Linked DNA regions of Homo sapiens: region 2 is linked to region 1. Evidence: chromatin contacts called from ENCODE Hi-C or POLR2A ChIA-PET data. All regions are on one chromosome and are shown on one strand. The core of a region is the stretch at or near the end of the contact, and the rest is flanking DNA. Distances in the headings are between cores, read along the strand shown. Region 1 has its middle 120 kb from the start of TRIM24. Region 2 has its middle 130 kb from the start of MIR4468.

Region 1 (6,184 bases), core at 2,081-4,580:
TGCTTAGGCCAGTGCTGGGGCCATTGATTTACAGCAATAATAGAGACATCAGCTCCAGTATCTACTAGTCCTTCAAAATCTTTTCCCTGAGTAGTTACTGTGCAAATAGGTCTTTTGTCAAACACTTGACTAACCCAACACACAGCCTTTCCTGCTGGATTAGTATTACCAAAGCCTGCTGTTCTTTTCACTGTGTTGCTTCCTAGTTTTATGTAAGGTAACAGCAACAACTGAGCAATTCTTTCTCCTGGGGAGGCAGACTACCGAGGGAACTAAAACTAATTGAATTTCTCTGGTATAATCAGAGTCAATTATTCCCACATGTACAGTAACACCTTTTAAATTTAGATTAGAACTTCCAAGTAATAGACCGACTGTTCCTGCGGGTAAGGGTCCCCTAACTCCCATGGGGACCTTCTGTGGCTCCCCAGGAAGTAAGAAGATTGGAATTGTGCTCTAGAGGTCTTTGGCAGCACTGCCTGCTGAGGTGGGGAACAATTGTTGTACATTTGTAAGGGCACTGGCTGTGCTGGGTATGCCTTGGTTTGTTGAGGGTCTCAAGGCAGGCCCCTCTTCCCATTTCCCAAAAGAGATTGTCCAACTTTGCTAAATTTAGAATGACACTGACTTGCCCAGTGATTGTCTTTCATACTCTGGGGACATACACCAGGACTTTTCTGTTGATTGACAGTCGTAGTTTTTGCCTTTTGATTTTCTTTTCTACATTCCTTTCTTGTGTGTCCAAATTGCCCACAATTAAAGCAAGAGCCTGAGAAGTGGGGTATATTATTTCCTACTCTTAATCCAGCCATGGCCTGAGCTAAAAGAGTAGCCTTATGTAAGTTACCTCCAATGACATCGCAAGCCTTAATATATTCAGCTAAATGAGCCTTCCCTCTCAGGGGTCTAATAGCAGTTTGACACTCTGCATTAGCATTATCGTACGCAAGAAGCTGTATTACAACATCCTGTACCCTTTTATCAGTTATGGCTTTATACACAGCCTCTTGGAGCCAAGCAATAAAATCAATATATGGTTCTTTACATCCTTGTTGGACAGAACTGAAAGAAGGATATTTTTCCCCTGTAACATTTATCCTTTCTCATGCACGCAAGCACACAAAGCGCAGCTGAACAATGGCAACATCCTCCATTACTGCTTGATTCTCTAATCGACCCCAGTTAGGGCCAACTCCCATTAACTGTTCAAAGGAAACAAGCACAGCTGGCTGTGCTTATGTGTTTTCCTTTGCCTGAGTTTGAGCTTCATCAGCCCACCAGGTTTTAAACTGCAAGTACTGAGATGCAGTGAGAACATATTTTGTCAAAGCATCCCAATCATATGGTATTAATCTATTATCAAGAGCCATATTTTTTAATAAAGTTTGCACAAAAGGAGAATTTGGCCCGTATTGACAAATGGCTTGCTTAAATTCCTTTAGTAACTTAAAAGGAAAAGCGGCCCAATTAGCTATATTCTGTCCTCCCTGCTAGATTATAGTAATGGGAAATTGCCGTGTTTCAAGGTCTCCCTCAGCTCTAGCTTTTTGAATAGAATTTTGTATAGCACCATCAATTGCTCCAGGTTTTAATGTTGCAACTACAAGAGCAGTAAGTTTTTCAGCTAATTTATTTTCTCACTCATTAAGGGGAGAGAGAGGAGGTGGTCGTTCACTTAATTCAGCAGGTGAAGCCAATGGGCTAGTAAAACATACTTTTTTTAGTCTTCCTTTCTTTTCTTTAATCTCCTCTGGTAGCTGTTCTTCACACTCAGAATCTGAAGTTAGTTTTTTACACTCGTCCTCCTCTTCCTCTTCCTCATCTGAATCTGCCTCATCATCTGTTTGAAATAGGTCAAGAGCTGCCTTTATTAGCCCCCACATTGACCAAATGGAAACTGCAATTTTTGCTCCATCTTTATATGCCTTTTTAAAATCTCTGCCAATTCTCTCCCATTCATTCAACTCCATGGTCCCTTGTTCCAGAAATCATGGGCAAAACTACTTCACTGCACTAAAGAGTGATAACAAATTCTGAGTAGTAACTTTCACTCCCCCCTTCATAATAAATGTCTTAAGAAATTTAAATAAGCAGAATGTCTGCTGTCACTTTGTCCCATTGTTACCCTGGTTCTTCCAAGTGCTCAGCTTTCCTGCTGAGCTTCTTTTAGACGTCTTCAGGTGTCCTTTGATGATGTGTCCTCCACTTTCACATGCTCTAGCCTTTCTTCACTGGGGCCTTCGTCACCCCACGTTGGGAAGCCAGGAATGTTGGGGTGATCAGACCCAACACTAGGTCGTGGGGGCAACAAAGTCTGGCGGAGTCAAAGGAATGAGAAAAAGTTTGAGAGAGAAAGTGGGACCAGGGGGCCATCGCGAGTGTGGAGGCTGCAAAGGCTCCGAGCTCTGGGAGCCCATGCTATTTATTGGTGCTCAAAAAAACAAACAGGTGGTGAGGATATGGGGGTTGAAAGGAAACAGTGTATCAAGTGAATGAGAAACATATGGCTACTTGAGATAATGGGAGTGCTAGAAGCAAGGAGCCAGCAAGTCTAGCAGACATGCAAGCCCTGCCTCAGCTTCTCTCCCAACAATTCAGTTTCAGCAGACATTGCATGGAGAAGAATCGAGAAACCAGTTGACAGTCAAAACTGGAGTCCTTGGCTGGGGATGGTGGCTTATGCCTGTAATCCTAGCACTTTGGGAGGCCAAGGCTGGCAGATCACCAGAGGTCAGGAGTTTGAGACCAGGCTTGCCAACATGGCAAAACCCCATATCTACTAAAAATACAAAAAATTAGCCAGGTGTTGTGGCCTGCACCTGGCTACTTGGGAGGCTGAGGCAGGAGAATCATTTGAACCTGAGAGGTGGAGGTTGTGGTGAACCGAGACCACACCATTGCACTCCAGCCTGGGTGACAGAGTGAGACTCAGTCTCAAAAAAAAAAAAACAAAAAAAACCCCACAAAACTGGAGCCCTAGACATATAACACCACCCTAGCTCTTCCTGGCCACTGAGCCATGTGAGGTACCAGTCATATGGAACAGAGGTTAGCTATTTCTACTTGATCTGCTTGCATTACTGATCTGCAAAGTCATGAACATAAAAAAATAAAAAGATGTTTCCTAATGCCACTAAGTTCTGAGTGGTTTGTTACACAGCAATAGATGACTGGAGCAGGGAGAACATTGGCTTATTTCAACTTATGCCATCCAGTGTTACAGAGGCTAATGAGTGTTCCCTGCACTCTATTGTTATACAGACATTTTAGGATAACAGCTTTCCTCAGACCTCTGGCATGAGTCCCTGGGCTGGGGGCCAAGAAAAATTGGCTAGAGAAGATATGAACAGCACACATCCTGCTTTATTCAAAATTGTTCATCTAGAAAATTATCCCAAACAATGGGGAATAAGAAAATATCTGGAGAGAATAAACAAGTCAGTCACAAAGAAATGGGAATTAGAATGTCCTCAGTCTTTTCAACAGTACTAATGGAAGCTTGAAGATAATACAATGCTTGCAAAATTTTGAGTGAAAATTATTTTCAACCTAGAATTCTATATATCCTCCAGACTATCAGTGAAGCATGAAGATAGAATAAAAACATTTTCAAAATAGAAAGATCAAGGAAAAAAGATATCTATCATGTAAATGTTTTAAGGAAAATGCTAAAAGGTGCTCTGAAGTACAAACAACAAAAAAGATATAGGCTGTGAGAAACAAGAGATTCAGTGCAGAAAAGTCACATGGAAGGTTTTTTTAAGACAGAGTCTCAGTCTGTCGCCTGGGCTGGAGTGCTGTGGTGTGATCCCAGCTCACTGCAACCTCTGCCTCCCGGGTTTAAATGATTGTCCTGCCTCAGCCTCCCGAGCAGCTGGGATTACAGGTGCCCGCCGCCATGCCCGGCTAATCTTTGTATTTTTACTAGAGATGGGGTTTCGCCATGTTGGCCAGGCTGGTCTCAAACTCCTGAACTCTGGTGATCTGCCTGCCTCAGCCTCCCAAAGTGTTGGGATTACAGGTGTGAGCCACTGTGACTGGCCTTTTTTTTCTTTTTTGAAAGTATACTTGAGAAACGGAAATCTTAAGATGGTGGCTGTGCAGCATATCTACAGTACACTCTTGATTTGAGGTACACCTTTAAAAAAAAACTGATAAACTTTCTGACATGTTTAATCATGGGGGGGAATATATTTAAAGTATGTCATAGAACTATTGGAAATTATAGGAAGACTTAAATATTCACAAAAATGCAGCAGATTAACTCCAGATAAAGTAGTAAATTATACAAGAAAGAAAATATAATCTTAATATATCTCTAACTCACAGGGAACAATATTTACATAGTCACAGTCACAATAAGGAAAAAATGAAATGAGGGTCAAAATTATAAAAAGTTAACTTGGCGGAGGAAAAAAATAATTGGAAGTGAGCAACATCTTTATTTACCATAATATGAAGTTATAGATATTGTTAAAAATAGATGACTCAAGATGTTATATGTACTTTATTTAGAAATATGAATATAAGTATTTGAAGAAAAATCAGTTGAGTTGAGAATGGCTTGTTCTGGGGAATGAGATGAGAGGAGGAAGGCAGTGGGGAAAAAGGAAATGTCTGTGGTGGAAGCCTTTTAGTGCTGTATGAATTTTTTAACTACTTACATGTAATACTTAAAAAAGTATAAAAAATATTTGGAGGCCAGGTGCAGTGGTTCACCCCTGTAATCACAGCACTTTGGAAGGTGCATTACCTGAAGTCAGGAGTTTGAGACCAGCCTGGCCAACATGGCGAAACCCTGTCTCTACTAAAAATACAAAAATTAGCCAGGCATGGTGGCATGCACCTGTAGTCCCAGCTTCTCGGGAGGCTGAGGCAGGAAAACTGCTTGAACCCAGGAGGTGAAGGTTGCAGTGAGCTGAGATGGCACCACTGCATGTCAGCCTGGGCCACAGAGTCAGCAAGTGTGTAGATACTAAAAGTAAAATTAGAGAATCTTAAAAATAAGAAAGTACATTTTGTGTCTGATTATAGAAGAAGTATGTTGCTGAACAAAATACAAAATACAAAAATGCCCGATGAAGAAAATAATCTGTATATATGACCCTTGAGCAATGTGGGTGTTAGCAGCACCAACCCCCAATGCAGTAAAAAAAAAAGCCATACATAACTTTTGATTCCTCCCCAAATTTAATTAATCGCCTGCTGTTAACTGGAAGCCTGACTGATTACATAAACAGTTGATTAACACATATTTTATATGTTATATGTATTAAATAATGTATTATTACAATCAAGTAAACTAGAGAAAATAAAACGTTGCTAAGAAATTCATAAGGAAGAGAAAATAAATTTACCATTCATTAAGTGGAAGTGAGTTATCATAAAGGTCTTCATCCTTGGTGTGTGCACACTGAGGTGGAGGAAGAGGAGAGGAGAGGGGTTGGTCTTGCTGTCTCGGGGTGGCAGAGGAGGAAGAGGTGGAAGACATAGAAAGGGAGGCAGGGGAGAAGGCACACTTTGTGCAACTTACGGAAATGCATAGTAATTTCTGTCTGACTTTTCTGTTTTTTAATTTCTATAAAAATATTTCTATATGGGGCCGGGCGCAGTGGCTCATGCCTGTAATCCCAGCACTTTGGAAGGCCGAGGTGGGTGGATCATGAGGTCAGGAGATCGAGACCATCCTGGCTAACATGGTGAAACCCCGTCTCTACTAAAAACACAAAAAATTGTCTAGGCATGGTCATGGGTGCCTGTAGTCCCAGCTACTCAGGAGGCTGAGGCAGGAGAATGGCATGAACCTGGGAGGCAGAGCTTGCAGTGAGCCAAGATCGCACCACTGCATTCCAGCCTGGGCGACAGAGCGAAACCCTGTCTCAAAAAATAAATAAATAAATAAATAAATAAATAAATAATTTCTATATGGTACCAATCCACTCCTTCTTCTACCATTTGCTTTAGTTTTAGTGTCTGTATCATAGAAAGTTCTATGGTGTTTGGAGCTGGCTTAGAAACACTCATCTCCATCAAGTTGTTGTCTGTTCATTCCTCTGGTGTGGTGTCTATTAGCTCTTAAATTTCTTCAAGATCCATACCTTGAAACCCTTCAACCTTCAATTTTTTTTGGTGCCATATCCGTGATCTTTGTCATGATTTCCATGATTGGCTCTGTCATAACTCC
Region 2 (6,184 bases), core at 1,382-3,881, 81 kb after region 1:
TGACTCTATTGCCCAGGCTGGACTTGGACTGCAGTGGTGCAATCAACATGTGGCTTATGGCAGGGTGTGGTGGCTCACGCCTGTAATCCCAGCACTTTGGGAGGCTGAGGTGGGTGGATCACCTGGGGTCAGGAGTTGAGACCAGCCTGGCCAACATGATGAAACCTGGTCTCTACAAAAATCCAAAAAATTAGCCGGGCATGATGGTGGGTGCCTGTAATCTCAGCTACTGGGGAAGCTGAGTTGGGAGAATCGCTTGAACCCGGGAGGCGGAGATTGTAGTGAGCTGAGATTGCACCATTGCACTCCAGCCTGGGCAACAAGAGTAAAACTCCATCTCAAAAATAAATAAATAAATAAAAGAAAAAAAGAAATGCAAAAACCTGAAAAGACACCTCAAAAGGCCAGTCTTAGGTTCTACAATAGTGATGTTATCTGCAAGAGTAATTGGGGAAGTTGCAAATCTTATGACCTCCGGAATAATGACTGGTAATTATTTAGAATTCAAGCCCCTCTCATTAACTTGGTAGCCTTTCATTAGTTTTACAAGAACAGTTTAGTTTTTGGTAAGGGCTAATGTTATTTAAACTGTAAACTAAATTTCTCTGGAAGTTAGCTTGACCCACGCCCAGGAATGAGCAAAGACAGCCAGCCTGTGAGGCTAGAAGCAAGATGGAGTCAGCCATGTCCGATTTCTCTCACTGTTGTAATTTTGGAAGGGCAGTTTCAAAGGGTCCTCAAGCTCTGAAAATATAACTCAAGTTGATTTAGAGCCAGTTGTTTTATAATGTTGTCAAGTTACAGGCTACCATGTAGAAAATTGGTAAGGTAAAGCATTCTTCTTTTCTGTTTACATCAAAGTTCTGCCTCCCTCCTATAAGGAAAGTTGTGATTCCATTTGGCCCACACCAATAATTCAGGATAATCTTCCTAACTCAAGATCTTTAACTCAATGGCATCTGCAACATCCCTTTGCACTATAAGGTGACACTCAGAGTTTCTGGGGATTAGTATGTAGACACTGTAGGGATGAAAAGGTATAACACATTTTCTTCACTCATTTCAAGGTCCTGTAGTGTTCTTTCTCTTGGCCAGTTCCCCTTTGGCCATTTCTTTTCCCCTCCCCCTTCATCTACTCCCTTCTACCCTCTTATCAACTTTACACTCTTGGCTCACTCTTTGTTCTCAAAATAAAAGCTCGCTTCCCTACTTTTCTTTCATAGTAGCCCTCAGGAAGAGCCTAAATCTTTAACATAAAAAATAAATTGACTTTTCTCCAGGGCAGGGAGAATTCAACCAATTTCTGTAATCCACCTAAAGAGAAAGCGAGGCTCCCTTTCCATCCTGGAAAACAGTCTTCTCCTCTTCTCCTTCCTTCCTCCACGTGGACTCAAAGATTCTGAAACGAAAAAACAAAGCAATGTTTTTCATACTTAAACAAACCAACCAACAGAACAAACTGAAGTGAATTGTAACTGCCCAACGGGTTCATCTTGTCTGCTTCCTAGACAGAGCTGATTTGTCAAGACAGGTGAATTGTGATACAGGAAAAGTAATTCACACAGAGCTGGCTGTGTGGGCGACTGAAGTTTTGTTATTATTCAAATCAATCTCCCTGACAATTTGAGGACAAAAGTTTCTTGTTTTCTTTTGTTTTTGAGACGGAGTTTCGCTCTTGTTGCCCAGGCTGAAGCGCAATGGCACAATCTCGACTCACTGCAACCTCTGCCTCCCAGGTTCAAGCGATTCTCCGGCCTCAGCCTCCTGAGTAGCTGGGATTACAGATGTGCGCCACCACGCCCGGCTAATTTTGTATTTTTAGTAGCGACGGGGTTTCTCCATGTTGGTCAGGCTGGTCTCAAACTCCCGACCTCAGGTGATCCGCCCGCTTCAGCCTCCCAAAGTGCCGGGATTACAGACATGAGCCACCGTACCCGGCCAAGGATAGGAGTTTTTAATGATAATTTGGTGGGTGGGTGGGTGGGGGGCAGTGAATCCGAGGTTCTGATTACTCAGATTGGAGATGAAATCATAGGAGTCGAAGCTGTCCTCTTGCACTGAGTCACTTCCTGGGAAGGGGCCACAAGACCAGATGAGTGGGATTATCTGTCTGGGTGGTGCCGGCTGATCCATCAAGTGCAGGAGCTGCAAAATATCTGAAGCACTGATCTTAGGTTTTACAGTAGTGATGCTATCCCCAGGAGCAATTTGGGTAGGTTTAGAATCTTGCAGCCTCCAGCTGCATGACTCCTAAATCATAATTTCTTATCTTGTGGCTAATTTGTTAGTTCTGCAAAGGCAGTCTTGTCCCCAGACAAGAAGGGAGTTTGTTTTGGGAAATGGCTGTTATCACTTTTGTTTCAAAGCTAAACCATAAACTAAATTATTCCCAAAGTTAGTTTGGCCTACCCCCAAGAATGGACAAGGACAGCTTGGAGGTTACGGACAGGATGGAGTCAGTTAGGTCAGATCTCTTTCACTGTAATCATTGTCTCAGTTAGAATGTTTTTCAAAGGCAGTTTCATAATCTTGCAAACTCAAGCAGGAGGAAGCATAATGAAAGAGTTTTTGATGACTTTTGAGTCATGTTAAACATGGTCATTTTGAGGGAAGAGAGAGGAAGGAACTGGTTAGGCAAATAGTTAGGACAAGTCCCGTGGTAGAAGTCCTTTTATCAAAAGAGCAACCTGGAAGAAATCAAGCTGTAAGTGCAGATAAGGAAGCAAGATCCAACACCTTTATCTCTTGTGCAACCAGCTAGCTCCAGTTATATACGATGGGTTCCTTGAGCACATTCCTTTCCTTTTTGGGCATACTCAGATAAGGGAACTTGCACAAGGGGGCTTTCCTAAGACAGGCCTGCAGCTGTATAGATAAAAATGTTACGTAGAACCAGACACGTCGGCGGTGGAAAATTCCATCTCCTGACACGTGTGCAGTAAGGGAAATGAAAGAATATGGAGTAACTCAGGCTTAGGACCCACATGCACACTAGAGGGGTGGGGTGGAACTAACAAGAATTCATGCCTTATCCAACTCGACACCCAGCCCTAACTAGTTTTTCGTACCCTATGCAGATGAAACACCCTGCCCAATTAACTTGTGTATTTTTAATTTAATTTAATTTATTTATTTATTTCGATATGGAGTCTTGCTCTGTCGCCCAGGCTGGAGTGCAGTGGTGCGATCTCGGCTCACTGCAAGCTCCACCTCCTGGGTTCACACCATTTTCCCGCCTCAGCCTTCCGGATAGCTGGGACTACAGGCACTTGCCACCATGCCCAGCTGATATATATATATATATATATTTGTATTTTTTAGTAGAGATGGGGTTTCATCGTGTTAGCCAGGATGGTCTCAATATCTTGATCTTGTGATCCACCCGCCTCAGTCTCCCAAAGTGCTGGGATTACAGGCATGAGCCACTGCACCCAGCCAACTTTTTTTTTTTTTTTAATTATTTTATTTGAGAGAGGGAGTCTTTCTCTGTCACCCAGGCTGGAGTGCAGTGGGGCAATCTCGGCTCACTGCAACCTCTGCCTCCCGGGTTCAAGTGATTTTCCTGCCTCAGCTTCCCAAATGCTGTGACTACAGGCATGCGCCACCATGCCCAGCTAACTTTTGTGTTTTTTAGTAGAGATGGGGTTTCACTGTATGTTGGCCAGACTGGTCTCAAACTCCTGGCCTCAGGTGATCCATCTGCCTCCACCTCCCAAAGTGCTGGGATTACAGGTGTGAGCCACAGTGCCTGGCCCCAATTAGCTTGTTTATAAAAGCATTTACATCCAGCTGTGAAACGACAACCCTCTTGGGCCACCTCTCTGCTGCAGAGAGCTTTCTTCTTTCACTTATTAAACTTTTGCTCCAACCTCACCCTTGGTGTCCATGCTCTTTAATTTTCATGGTCGTGAGACAAAGAATTCTGGGTAGTACATCAAGCAACAAGACTGCTCCAGTAACCCCAGACTGCTTCAGTTTAGATGAAGGAAATTCTGCCAGTGTGTTTCTGACATTTGAATAGCATAAAATACTTATAATTCTCAATTTTGTCTCCAGAGTTCCAGACTTACATATCCAACATCATATTGAACATTTATGCTTTATAAGGATAAGATGCTGAAATTTTCTTTGAGGAGGGAAGTAGTTGCCACCTGATCCTCCTTTCCTTAGTGTGTCTCCTTGAAAACATAATAGACCTAATGTGAGGCCCCATCTTTGGCTTTTATGCTGCTAAGACATGAGCCATCTGGTCCTTGCAACCATAAACATCTACCTCTGAAATTAATTAAGAAATCCCGGGGCCAGGCATGGTGGCTCACGCCTGTAATCCCAGCACTTTGGGAGGCTGAGGTGGGCAGATCACAAGGTCAGGAGATTGAGACCATCCTGGCTAACATGGTGAAACCCCAACTCTACTAAAAATACAAAAAAAATTATCCAGGTGTGGTGGCAGGCACCTGTAGCCCCAGCTACTCGGGAGGCTGAGGCAGGAGAATGGTGTGAACCTGGGAGGTGGAGCTTGCAGTGAGCCAAGATCACACCACTGCACTCCAGCCTGGGCAACAGAGCGGGACTCCGCCTCAAAAGAGAGAGAGAAAAAAAAAAGAAATCCCTCAGAAGACAGAGAGGAGATAATTGAGATAATTATAAGGCATGTCCATGTATCTGTCAAGGAGCTAAGACAGAGGGTCTGTATTAATCAGGGTTGTCTAGAGGGACAGAACTAATAGAATATATATATATGTGTGTATATATATATGAAGGGGAGTTTATTAAGTAGTATTAACTCACATGATCACAAGGTCCCACAATAGGCCATCTGCAAGCTGAAGAGCAAGGAAGCCAGTCTGAGTCCCAAAGCTGAAGAACATGGAGTTCAGTGTTTGAGGGCAGGAAGCATTCAGCATGGGAGAAAGGTGTAGTCTCAGAGGCTAAACCAGTCTAGTCTTTTCATGTTTTTCTGCCTGCTTTATATTCTGCCTGCAGTGGCAGCTGATTAGATGGTGCCCACCCAGATTAACGGTGGGTCTGCCTTTCCCAGCCCACTGACTCAAATGTTAATCTCCTTCAGCCACATACTCACAGACACACCCAGGATCAATACTTTGCATCCTTCAATCCAATCAAGTTGACACAATATTAACCATCACAAGTCCACCCCTTGTCAACTGGAACCCATACACATCTCCTGAGATTGTACATAATCTTAAGATAAAGACAATAATAAAGTCATAATTATGACTAACATAATACAACTGTCCTTCTTACAACCAGAAATGCACCAATCCTCAACCCAAATGCTATTACATAAAGTTAACAATACTTAAATACTGATATGAAGTCAATAAATCTTATGTCACATGATAAAGGAAAAAGGAAATAAAATGAAGATATTTTCCAAGTACAAGTGTATACATGCACAACCATGTTTTTAACAAAGGAAGAAGGAAATACTCATGACAATTACAGTTTTCCTTTCTGCAACAGGTCACATAGTCATAGCTGGTATTAATGACTACCTTCTTTACTACCCATTCTGTATTCCCTTTGCCTTCAGCAAGCAACTCAGCAGGTTGTGTTTTTTTCCTGGTGGAGTGACCAAACTTTCATTCCTGAAGGGTCTGGGCCATTTGTAGTTCTGCCTGGATTGGGCTGTTGTATAGTTTCCCATTGACCTTTATCACAGGGCATGGTAATACAAAGAGATGCCCTAGTGGATCTCCCGTATTCTGTGCATACCCTTCCTTACCTCCATTGTGGAGCAGTAGACTGACTTCATCTTGATAGCTCAGGTCAATCACTCCGGCCAACACTGTAGCTCCCTTTTTAGCCTGTTGACTTAAAGATAGGAGGAGCCCAAAGTGTCCACGTGGCAATCTTTGTTGTGTCTCTTGGTGGCAGCATTTCTCCCTCTGGAACTGTGACCTCTAGACTAGTAGATGTCGCGGAAATAAGAAGCAAAAACTTTGCTAGTGGATCACTAGGGGTGATGGTGAGTGGTGCCACTTCCACTTTCACCCCTTGATTCCTGGACCTGTGAATCCTGGCTATGGGAGAAATAGTACCATGTATTGGATGCTGATTCAGAGCATACATGGCCTTCTGGGGAACTTTGCCCCAGACTTGAAAAGTATTGTCACCTAGTTGGCATTGTAATTGTGACTTCAAAAGGCTATTCCACCGT

Evidence for each region. Hi-C counts contacts between places; a loop is a spot of excess contacts on that map. ChIA-PET counts read pairs that join two places held with the same protein, here RNA polymerase II (POLR2A). Pooled maps may share reads with other maps.
Region 2: a map of endothelial cell of umbilical vein shows a loop between it and region 1 (14-fold over the local background). The contact joins two enhancer-like sites. A Hi-C loop is called at or near these places in 1 of 168 maps with a recorded cell type or tissue (endothelial cell of umbilical vein) and 1 of 50 pooled maps. POLR2A ChIA-PET finds 5 or more read pairs at or near these places in 2 of 52 experiments (HepG2 and K562).

What each region holds. Positions count from the first base shown.
Region 1 is chr7:138,335,622-138,341,805 of GRCh38, reverse strand. No RefSeq gene overlaps it. Among named protein-coding and RNA genes, the nearest start is that of TRIM24, 120 kb to the left of the region's middle. Within about 2 kb of position 3,330, at least 2 of the 41 ENCODE cell types and tissues checked have a DNase peak (open chromatin) inside an H3K27ac peak, as active enhancers do.
Region 2 is chr7:138,254,343-138,260,526 of GRCh38, reverse strand. No RefSeq gene overlaps it. Among named protein-coding and RNA genes, the nearest start is that of MIR4468, 130 kb to the right of the region's middle. Within about 2 kb of position 2,631, at least 4 of the 41 ENCODE cell types and tissues checked have a DNase peak (open chromatin) inside an H3K27ac peak, as active enhancers do.